Linked DNA regions of Homo sapiens: region 1 is linked to region 2. Evidence: read pairs that join two places in POLR2A ChIA-PET (ENCODE). Cell type or tissue: endothelial cell of umbilical vein. All regions are shown on one strand. Links, peaks and the distances in the headings refer to the core of each region. The heading gives the core; the rest is flanking DNA.

What was found. ChIA-PET counts read pairs that join two places held together with the same protein. Peaks named below come from ENCODE experiments on the same cell type or tissue, not always from the same donor. Only the 100,000 strongest peaks of a DNase experiment are listed, where the experiment ranks them.
Region 1: POLR2A ChIA-PET joins it to region 2 with 8 read pairs; 2 of 35 experiments call an interaction of 5 or more read pairs at or near these places.

Annotation. Positions count from the first base shown.
Region 1 is chr12:27,460,131-27,464,530 of GRCh38, reverse strand. All of the region lies in intron 1 of SMCO2 (single-pass membrane protein with coiled-coil domains 2), which reads right to left. Among named protein-coding and RNA genes, the nearest start is that of SMCO2, 16 kb to the right of the region's middle. In endothelial cell of umbilical vein, for the core only: no CTCF peak of the experiment used is centred there; DNase peaks (open chromatin) are centred at 2,160 and 3,680; H3K4me3 peaks cover 254 bases; H3K27ac peaks cover 3,020 bases.
Region 2 is chr12:27,633,727-27,638,126 of GRCh38, reverse strand. It overlaps PPFIBP1 (PPFIB scaffold protein 1), which reads right to left. Exons shown (of 30, transcript NM_003622.4): 4 at 3,012-3,217. Among named protein-coding and RNA genes, the nearest start is that of REP15, 61 kb to the left of the region's middle. In endothelial cell of umbilical vein, for the core only: CTCF peaks have their summits at 2,358 and 2,566 (motif pointing right); a DNase peak (open chromatin) is centred at 2,596.

The DNA.
Region 1 (4,400 bases), core at 252-4,251, 170 kb after region 2:
CACCATGTTGCCCAGGCTGGTCTCGAACTCCTAGGCTCAAGCAATCCTCCTGCCTCAGCCTCCCAAAGAGCCAGGATTATAGAGATGAGTCATTGCGCCCGGCCTCTTCTGAGTCTCTGGTTAACTCCAAAATATATGGGCCCCAACAGCTGGTTTCTGTCTTCCTCAGCTCCTTCCCACTCTGCCAGCCCCTGAATGCTGCCAGCTCCCTCTGTGGGCGGTGACCTCGCCTCTGCCTTACTGCACTGATCAAGGCCAGCTGATGAGAATCTTCTCTCCACTGCCAAACAACTCCTGTGTGCAGCCTTTTTTCCATTCAAAATATTCCCGTGTTTTCCCTCATCATCTCCCACTCCCCTTCTATCTCAGAGAAAGCATGTGTGCACTCTCTTTCCTAAGGCTCCCTTCGTTCAGACCCTTGTTGGTTTTTGGGGATTCTATTCCATTAGTTATAAACGCTGTTCGCAATTTCAAAACCTCTGCTTGAGTGCCTCTGCTGGGATTCCACTGGGAGCTCCCAATTTCTTTGAGGAAACAGATGTATAAGTATACTTCTGACATCCTCAGGCTCTGCCTCCGCACTGTTGCTTTGCTTCTGTATTAAAACCTGCTTCTGTTTTCTCTCTTTTAGGAAAAAATGATTTCTTCACTCTGCATTTGGGCTGCCATCTTATCTCTCTCCTTCTTTTTAATAAAGATTTCTCAGGATTTCTCACGACACATTGCATATTACATATTCATATTTTAACTGCTTGTGGTATGGCTTGTTGATTACAAGGTTTTGTTGGTTTGTTTGTTTGCTTATTTTCATAGTTTGAGAGCTGTTAGTCATCCAATTTCCGTGGTGGGTTGGGAACAGTGCATTTGTTTCTCGCACTTATTTGACCCCAGAGCCTTTTCTGTGCTCAAAGCATTGTGCTTCATGGATTGTGCTTTGGTAAGCCCTTTTCAAAGATTATAGAGAAGCCTGGCACGGTGGCTCACACCTGTAATCCCAGCACTTCGGGAGGCTGAGGCGGGCAGATCACTTGAGGTCAGGAGTTTGAGACCAGCCTGGCCAACGTGGTGAAACCCCGTCTCTACTAAAAACACACAAAAATTAGCCGGACGTGGTGGTGGGCACCTGTAATCCCAGCTACTCTGGAAGCTGAGGCAGGAGAATTGCTTGAACCCTGGAGGCAGAGGCTGCAGTGAGCCGAGATCATGCCACTGCACTCCAGCCTGGGCAACACAAGCGAGACTCTGTCTCAAAAAATAAAGAAAGACATAAAGAAATAAAGATGGTAGAGAACCTAAGTGAAGTTCCCAGCCTACGGGAAGAATCACAAACAGCAGCACCCACAAACACAGGGCATCCTCATAGTCGCATCTTGGATCTCGTGACCTTGACCTTGACAGCTTTCCTGAGCCACCTCTTCTCATCCAGTGATGTAACCTCTTGGTGCTGCAGAAACAGACTTCGTCCCAGGCCGGCAGCTGGCTCTAACCCCAACATCTGCTCCACTCCAGCAGGAGGGATGGTGTAGTCCCAGCTTGTCCCACCTGCCAGCCACCAGGCCACCCCCTGCTCAATGAGTCCTGAGACGTGACACTTAAGAAGGATATGGGATCCCAGAGAAAACCCTAAGCCCTAAATGTGTTAGCAAAAGGCTTCGCCGAGGGCCCAGAGATTTCAGGAAGTAAACTTAGAGGGGAGTAAATATGTGTTGATTTATATTCCCACAGGAATCTAAACCTTTTAATGAGTACCTTTCCCTGGAGGGGTTTGTAATATTTTAATTTACTCTCAATTACTATTGTGAAACTAGTAGTTAAGTAGGCTACTCTGGTTTGAATGTGCCTCTTTTTAAACTGTGCCAGTACAGACAGATATCTGCACACTACTGAATACCTCCGAGCTTCACTTCTGTCATTAATAAAATGGGGAAACAATAGCTACCTTGCAGCTTACTGTAGGTATGCAGTGGCTTTATTGTACATAAAGCTCCTGGAACAGAGTAGGCATTAAAAAGAGAAATGACTGTCTGGAGGAGTCAAATACATAAAACCTCAGGCGGCGAAGATTTTGACCTCCGGGAGAAAGAGAATATTATTCATTGTACATCTGGGAAGTCCCTGGCTTCTAGCCCGTTAGTAAAATGATAAAATCACTGTTTTTAAGGAAATTGAGTTCAAAGAAAGAAAAAGAAAGGGAGTAAGGGGGAGGGAGAGAAACTGTGTCATTTCCTATGATAGTAAAGAAAGTTCTTGGAAGCTGAAACTCTCCCGTTAGACTCTAAGCAAGAGTGATGTCAGAGCTGGAACTATAGAAATTGTTAGCACGTCGAATGAACGAAATTAGGGCAGGTAGTTCCTACAGGGCTTCATAGATATTTAGGAAAAAAACATCATTGTGAAATCCCCTTACGTGGTGGTAATAGCAACCTCATCTCTATTACCAAATGTTCATCAGTTACAAATCTAAGGCTCTGCGCTAAGTAAGGCAGAGGATAAAAGGATGTCCAAACAGTCTTTAACTTCAGTTTAGATAAAGATAAATAACAACAATAGTTAGTAGCATGCTGACTGCAAATAATGGTTTATGTAAGTGCTACAGGATTGTAGAGAAACCATTATGGAAAGAATGCCTACAGAAGGGTAGCCTGGATTTTCTAATACTTTCCAAGAGCTTCACACAGTAAAAGAGACCTGAATCAAATATTGTTCTGATGAATGAAGAAGAGGGAAGAAAGATTTCCAGGGAAGGGGAGCTTTCTTAAATGCCAAGGCAAGGGATTTAAAGTTATCTAGAAGTTGAGGAAAAGAAAGTTTGTCTGACAAATCGTATTGTATGAAAGTAATTGTAATTCAATGAATGTTTTAACCAATTAAACAGAAGAGAAGGCAATGGTGGAAGACACATTTATATAAGTAAATATTCATCGTCATATCTATACAGCCAACTCTCCTTATCCGTGGGTTCTGTGGATCCAAAATATTTTAAACGTTACCCTAAGCGAACTAACACAGAAACAGAAAACCAAATACTGCATGCTCTTACCTGTAAGTGGGAGCTAAACATTGAGTACACATGAACACAAAGGAGGGAACAACAGACGCTGGGGACTACTTGAAGGTGGAGGGCTGGAGGAGGAGGAGGATTGAAAAACTACCTATTGAGTACTATGCTATTACCTCGATGATGAAATAATCTGTACACCAAACCCCCGTGACATGCAATTTACCTGCGTAACAAACCTGCACATGTACTCCTGAACCTAAAAGCTAAAAAATATCTTCAACAATATAAAATAACAATACAACAATAAAATAATAAAAGTTTAAGAACAATACAATATAATATTGACATAGCATTTACATTGTCTTAGGTATTAGAAGTAATCTGGAACTGATTTAAAGTATACATAGGAGGATGTGCATAGGTTATATGCAAATACTACACCATTTTATATCAGGCACGTGAACATGCGGGGTGGTTTCTGGATTTCAGAAAGGAGGAAAGAAAAGGGAAAAAGACAGGAAGGCAGGCAAGCACACTGGCAGAAGGGAGCTAGTGAGGATTTCTGTGCCAGGACTGACTTGGTCATATCATGCCCTTGCACAGAAACCGTGTCTTCCTTTCTGAAACCTGGCTTGAAATTGATGTCAGGACATGGTTTCTGGGCTGTTGGAAAAGGAAGCAGTGGTTTCTGGGCACTGGTGTGGGTTTTCCAAGATAAGCCCTGTGAGTCTCATTTCCTTTCCTTTGCATAACAGAGCTAAGGCTTTTGTAGAACAGTCAAACCTTGAAGAACACGGGTTTGAACTGCGAGAGTCCACTTATATGAGGGTTTTTGAAAATAAAAGTTACCCCGAGTGTGCCTGCCTCTCCTGCCTTCCCTTCCACGTCCTCCACCTCTTCTGCCTCTGCCACCCCTGAGACAGCAAGACCAACCCCCGGCTTCTCCTCCTCAGTCTACTCAACCTGACGATCACAAGGATGAAGACCTTTATGACTCACCTTTATGATTCACTTCCAACATAGTAAATATGTTTTCTCTTCCTTATGATTTTCTTTATGACATTTTCTTTTCACTAGCTTACTTTACTGTAAAAATATGGTATATAATACAAATAACGTACAAAATCTGTGTTAATTTACTGATTATGTAATTGATAAGGCTTCTGGTCTACAGGTGGCTATTAGTAGTTAAGTTTTGGGGAGTCGAAAGTTATACCTGGATTTTTGACTGTGTGTGGGGTTGGTGCCCCTAACCCCGGCATTGTGCAAGGGTCAACTCTTATTTATTAAGTACCAATAACTGTCCTAAACACCTTGCATATATTAACTCATTTAATTCTCAAAATAGTCTCATGTGGTTGCTATCATTGTCTCCATTTTACAGATAAAGATGGTCTCA
Region 2 (4,400 bases), core at 100-4,099:
TAATTAACTCTTTTCATCTAGCAAAACTGAAATTCTATGTGCAGTAAGTATTATCTTCCCATTCCCCACTCCCCTCAGCTCCTGGCAGTCACCCTTCTACTTTCTGTCTCTAAAATTTGACTATTCTAAGTACCTTATTAATAAAAAAAGGAAAGAAGGGAGAGAGGAAGGGAGGAAGGATCCGAGCTAAAATGTATACATATACCCATTTTAAGATCATAAAACACATCCCAACTTCTGAAATATTAAATTGGAAAAATTTAATATTATCAGCAAATTACTAAATTATAAGTATATAATCTTCTACTTGTTGGATTCCCAATGCTGGCCCAAGTTGCTTTTTGGTTCTAAAATAAAGTCTATCGTGGTAGGTGTGTGGTGACAACTTAATTTCACACCTATGCTTTTGTGGTTCCAAACAGCCAGCCCTCCTCTCTTCTTCTTGCTTTGTTTTTTGCCTTTTGCTGTCTTTCTTCTTTCATCCTGTCATTCTCTGTGTGCTTGAGAAAACACACTTAATTTGGAAGGTTGGGGGCAAGGTGAGGAATTCATATAGATAAGTTAGATGGATAAAAATAAATTTAGCAACAACAACAAAAATTCCTTATCTCTCTGGATCTACATCTAGTTTATTTTGTTATTGTTACTTTTAGGATAAAAACGGAATCTTCATTAGTTCTGTAAAATATTTGTCATTTTGTGGATTCTCAAGGTTAAAATGTCAAATAATAAGACACAAAGCAACTGAAAACACAGATCAACAAGCCATTACCCATCCAAAGAATAAATTTAAAACAACTTCCATTCATTCAAACATGCAATCCACTTTATCATTCATGGAGCATCATTCATTACAAATATAACTACTGAGCCAGGCATTCTTCTAAGCACCAGGGATACAGTAATTTTTTTAAAATAAGGGCAAAAATCTGATTCCTGATGCTTACATTCCAATTGGAAAGACAGAAAATAAATGATATAAACATCACAAACACATTGCACATAAGAAAATGGTGAATGCTAAGAACAAAATAAGCAGGGAGATGTAAGACAAGGAATAAATGGGTATAATTTTAGTTAGGGTGGTGATACAAGGCCTCACTGAGAGCATGACTTTTGAGTAAACACCAGGAGAATGTGAGGGAGCTAGCCATGCAAATATCTGGCGAAAGAGCTTTCCAGGCAGAGTGAAAAGCCAGTGCCTGGAAAAGCCAGTGCAAAGGCTCTGAGGCCAGTGTACCTGGCATGTTTAAGAATCAGTGAAAAAGCCACTGTGCTTGGCGTGGAGCGAATAAGGAGATGTGTGACAAGAGATGAAGTCAGAAAGTCATGGGGGGCAAATCCTACGAGGCCTTGCAGCCCACAGTAAGCACTGTGGTTTTTACTCTGAGTAAGATGTGATGCCACTGGTAGTTTCTGAAAAAAGGAGTGAGTGTCATGATCTAACTTATATTCAGATGTAACCATCATTACTTTTTATCATTTCTGAAAATACTTTCACAGAACAGATTAAGCACATGTTAATGGACATGTTTTAGACACATGTCAAAAGCTGAACTACAGGTACGCTTCGGCTACTATTGCCATTGGTGGCCTCTGGGTGTGGGATAGAAATACGTTCTTCTAACAATAGTAAATTCCTTTTTCACTGCATGCTAAATGGTCAGAAGAACATGGAGTAAAGAAGGGGTGAGATAGGACATTGAAATAGACTAAGGAATATGTCAGGAAACACCAAGTACAGAGCATGAAGCAATCCCCAAAGAAATCAGCAAACCTGGACCCTTAAGTCTCTGGAGGAGAAATCTGTAGAGCAAATAGAAAGTATAATAGTAAGGCATTATGTGTTTTAACAAGTAAAATAACTCCAGTTTGTGTAGCTGCACCCCCACTAAAGGATAGATTGTACTATTCGCTCTCAGAAACGCAGAGGTAAACCAGGTGGGAACACAGAGTATTCAGCACAGGACTGGCTGGGAGCTCTAATATTTGTGTCACATCATATGAAAATGTTTTAGCTGTAGGATGTACTCTTAAGGTTCCCAAAGCAAGCGGTTTTCATGTCTACCACAGATCATAAAGTAGATCACGATTCTTTCATACAATTCTTATTAGCTTTTATATCAACACAGTTAACTCATAAGCATATGAGTGCATCTTACTGAAAATTGAATATCCTTTAAGCACAAAATATCTCCTTTCCTCTGTCCTCCACTGAATCTGTTTTTGTGACATTCTTTAGATTTTATGTATTCATCACAGATTAAAACCACAGTATTTCCAACCGTGCCCAGACAAAGGGTAGCTCTGCCACATCTTCAATTTTTGAGAAGGATGCCTAGAAAGCGGCCTCATTGTTCAGTGAGTAACACCATTAACCCATTTATGCTGGAGGTTGTGATTTTTTTTTTTTAAATGAGACCTTGGCGATGACTTTGAGCAGGATATAAATAACTCCCACAAGCTTAGCGTTCCAATAATGGAACACTGCGCATAAATGGGTTAAAGGCCCAACTCCACAATTTAATTCGGGAACTGGAACTGAAATGATTGCCATAAACCACTAGATGGCACTTCCGGTCAAATACTGCTGTAAATCCTGTTGCTTTTTGAAAGTCTTTCATCATGCTTTCCATTTAGAATTGCTATTGGATCCTTTATGGTGAATAACCCAATATGACTGAGAAATCATCTATCATGTGCAAGATTCTTTCCCTTACAGGACTATTTGATTTAAGCCACAGTAGGTCATTCAGGCACAATCTAAAAGCCAGTCTGTTTTTATGGGCAGAATCAGGTGACCTGTTGTTGGTATTTACAAAATGTACACTAATAGCACTTTTTAAAAAGTTATCCTTAGAGTCAAAAGAAAATTAAGATATCTTAAGTAATAAAATCGGAGCACATGTGTTGCCCTAAACTTTTCTTGTTCTAATCAGCTATTCTATGTTCTAAATTTTGGAATAAGCAACAAAGGATTTATAACAGAATTTGGAACAGGCAGACCCTACCATTTGACTCTGAAGCCATTCAACAAGCGTTTCTGCTGTTGAATCTGGGATCTGGCATCTCAAGCCTTCTTTCTCATCTGTTTCCATCATCTCTAACAATCCACGCAGGTCTTCCACAAGGTGCAGAGCTCGCAAACTTCCCATGAATGGAGAGGTGGGAGATTGGCAATCAAAAATCCCATTGGAATATTCCAGAGCCTTAGAACCTAAGTTAAACAAAATCACAGAGAGAGCAATGGGATTTATGTTAGATAAAAATACCAAAGCCGAAGGCGGTAAACCAGTCTAGTCACAGTAAGGAACAATCAAAAGAAACAGAAAAAAGAGAATTCAATCACATAAATCTCTCCAAGTCAGAGTTACATGGTGCAAAAATTAAAACCATGTAGTTAGTGGTAAATATCCATGGTCCAGTTCGTAACTAGGAGGCCAATCATGGGGTATAGAAAGAAAAAGAGCCTGGTGGGCTTTGGTGTGAGGTGTGCTGGCCTCATGAAGATGATGGATAAGAAAGTGGCAGATCAGAAAATACAAATATTAGACCTGGTCCATTCCGGACCAATATTGGACCAAATGATTTCTGGCTTAGAAAAACTGTGGATGAAGGGTTATGAAATGAACCCAGATGAAGACTATCAGAGTAAATTCTGAGGAAAGATAATGAGCTCAATGCATTAAATGATTATACTGGTGTGCCCATAGGACATTTCTGGACAGATATCTGGTTGGAAATTAGAGATAGGAACTGGAAGCTTAGCAAAGAATTGGGAAGGTAAACACATGCGAACGAGCTAAGTGCAGTGGCGTGTGCCTGTAATCGCAGGTACTTGAGGTGTGAAGATTGCTTGAGCACAGCATTTCAAGGCTGCACTATGCATGTTATTCACAGGTAATCATGCCTGTAAATAGCCACTACACTTCAGCTTGAGAAACATAGCAAGACTTCCTCTCTTAAAAAAAAAAAAAAAAAAAAAAAGATATGGCCGGGTACGGTGGCTCACGCCTGTAATCCCAGCACTTTGGGAGGCCGACATGAGTGGATCACGAGGTCAGGAGTTTAAGACCAGCCTGGCCAAGATGGTGAAACCCTGTCTCTACTAAAAATACAAAAATTAGCCAGGCGTGGTGGTGGGTGCCTGTAATCCCAGCTACTTGGGAGGCTGAGGCAGAGAACTGCTTGAACCCAGGAGGCGGAGGTTGCAGTGAGCTGAGATTGTACCACTGCACTCCAGCCTGGGCAACAGAGAGAGACTCCATCTCAAAAAAAAAAAAAAAAAAAAGATACGGGAGTCATTGGTGGAAAGTGAATTTTGAATTCAAGAAAACAGATCAGAACATTCATGTTCACTGGGTAGAGAAGTGTCCCTCAAAGTATGGTCCACAGACCAC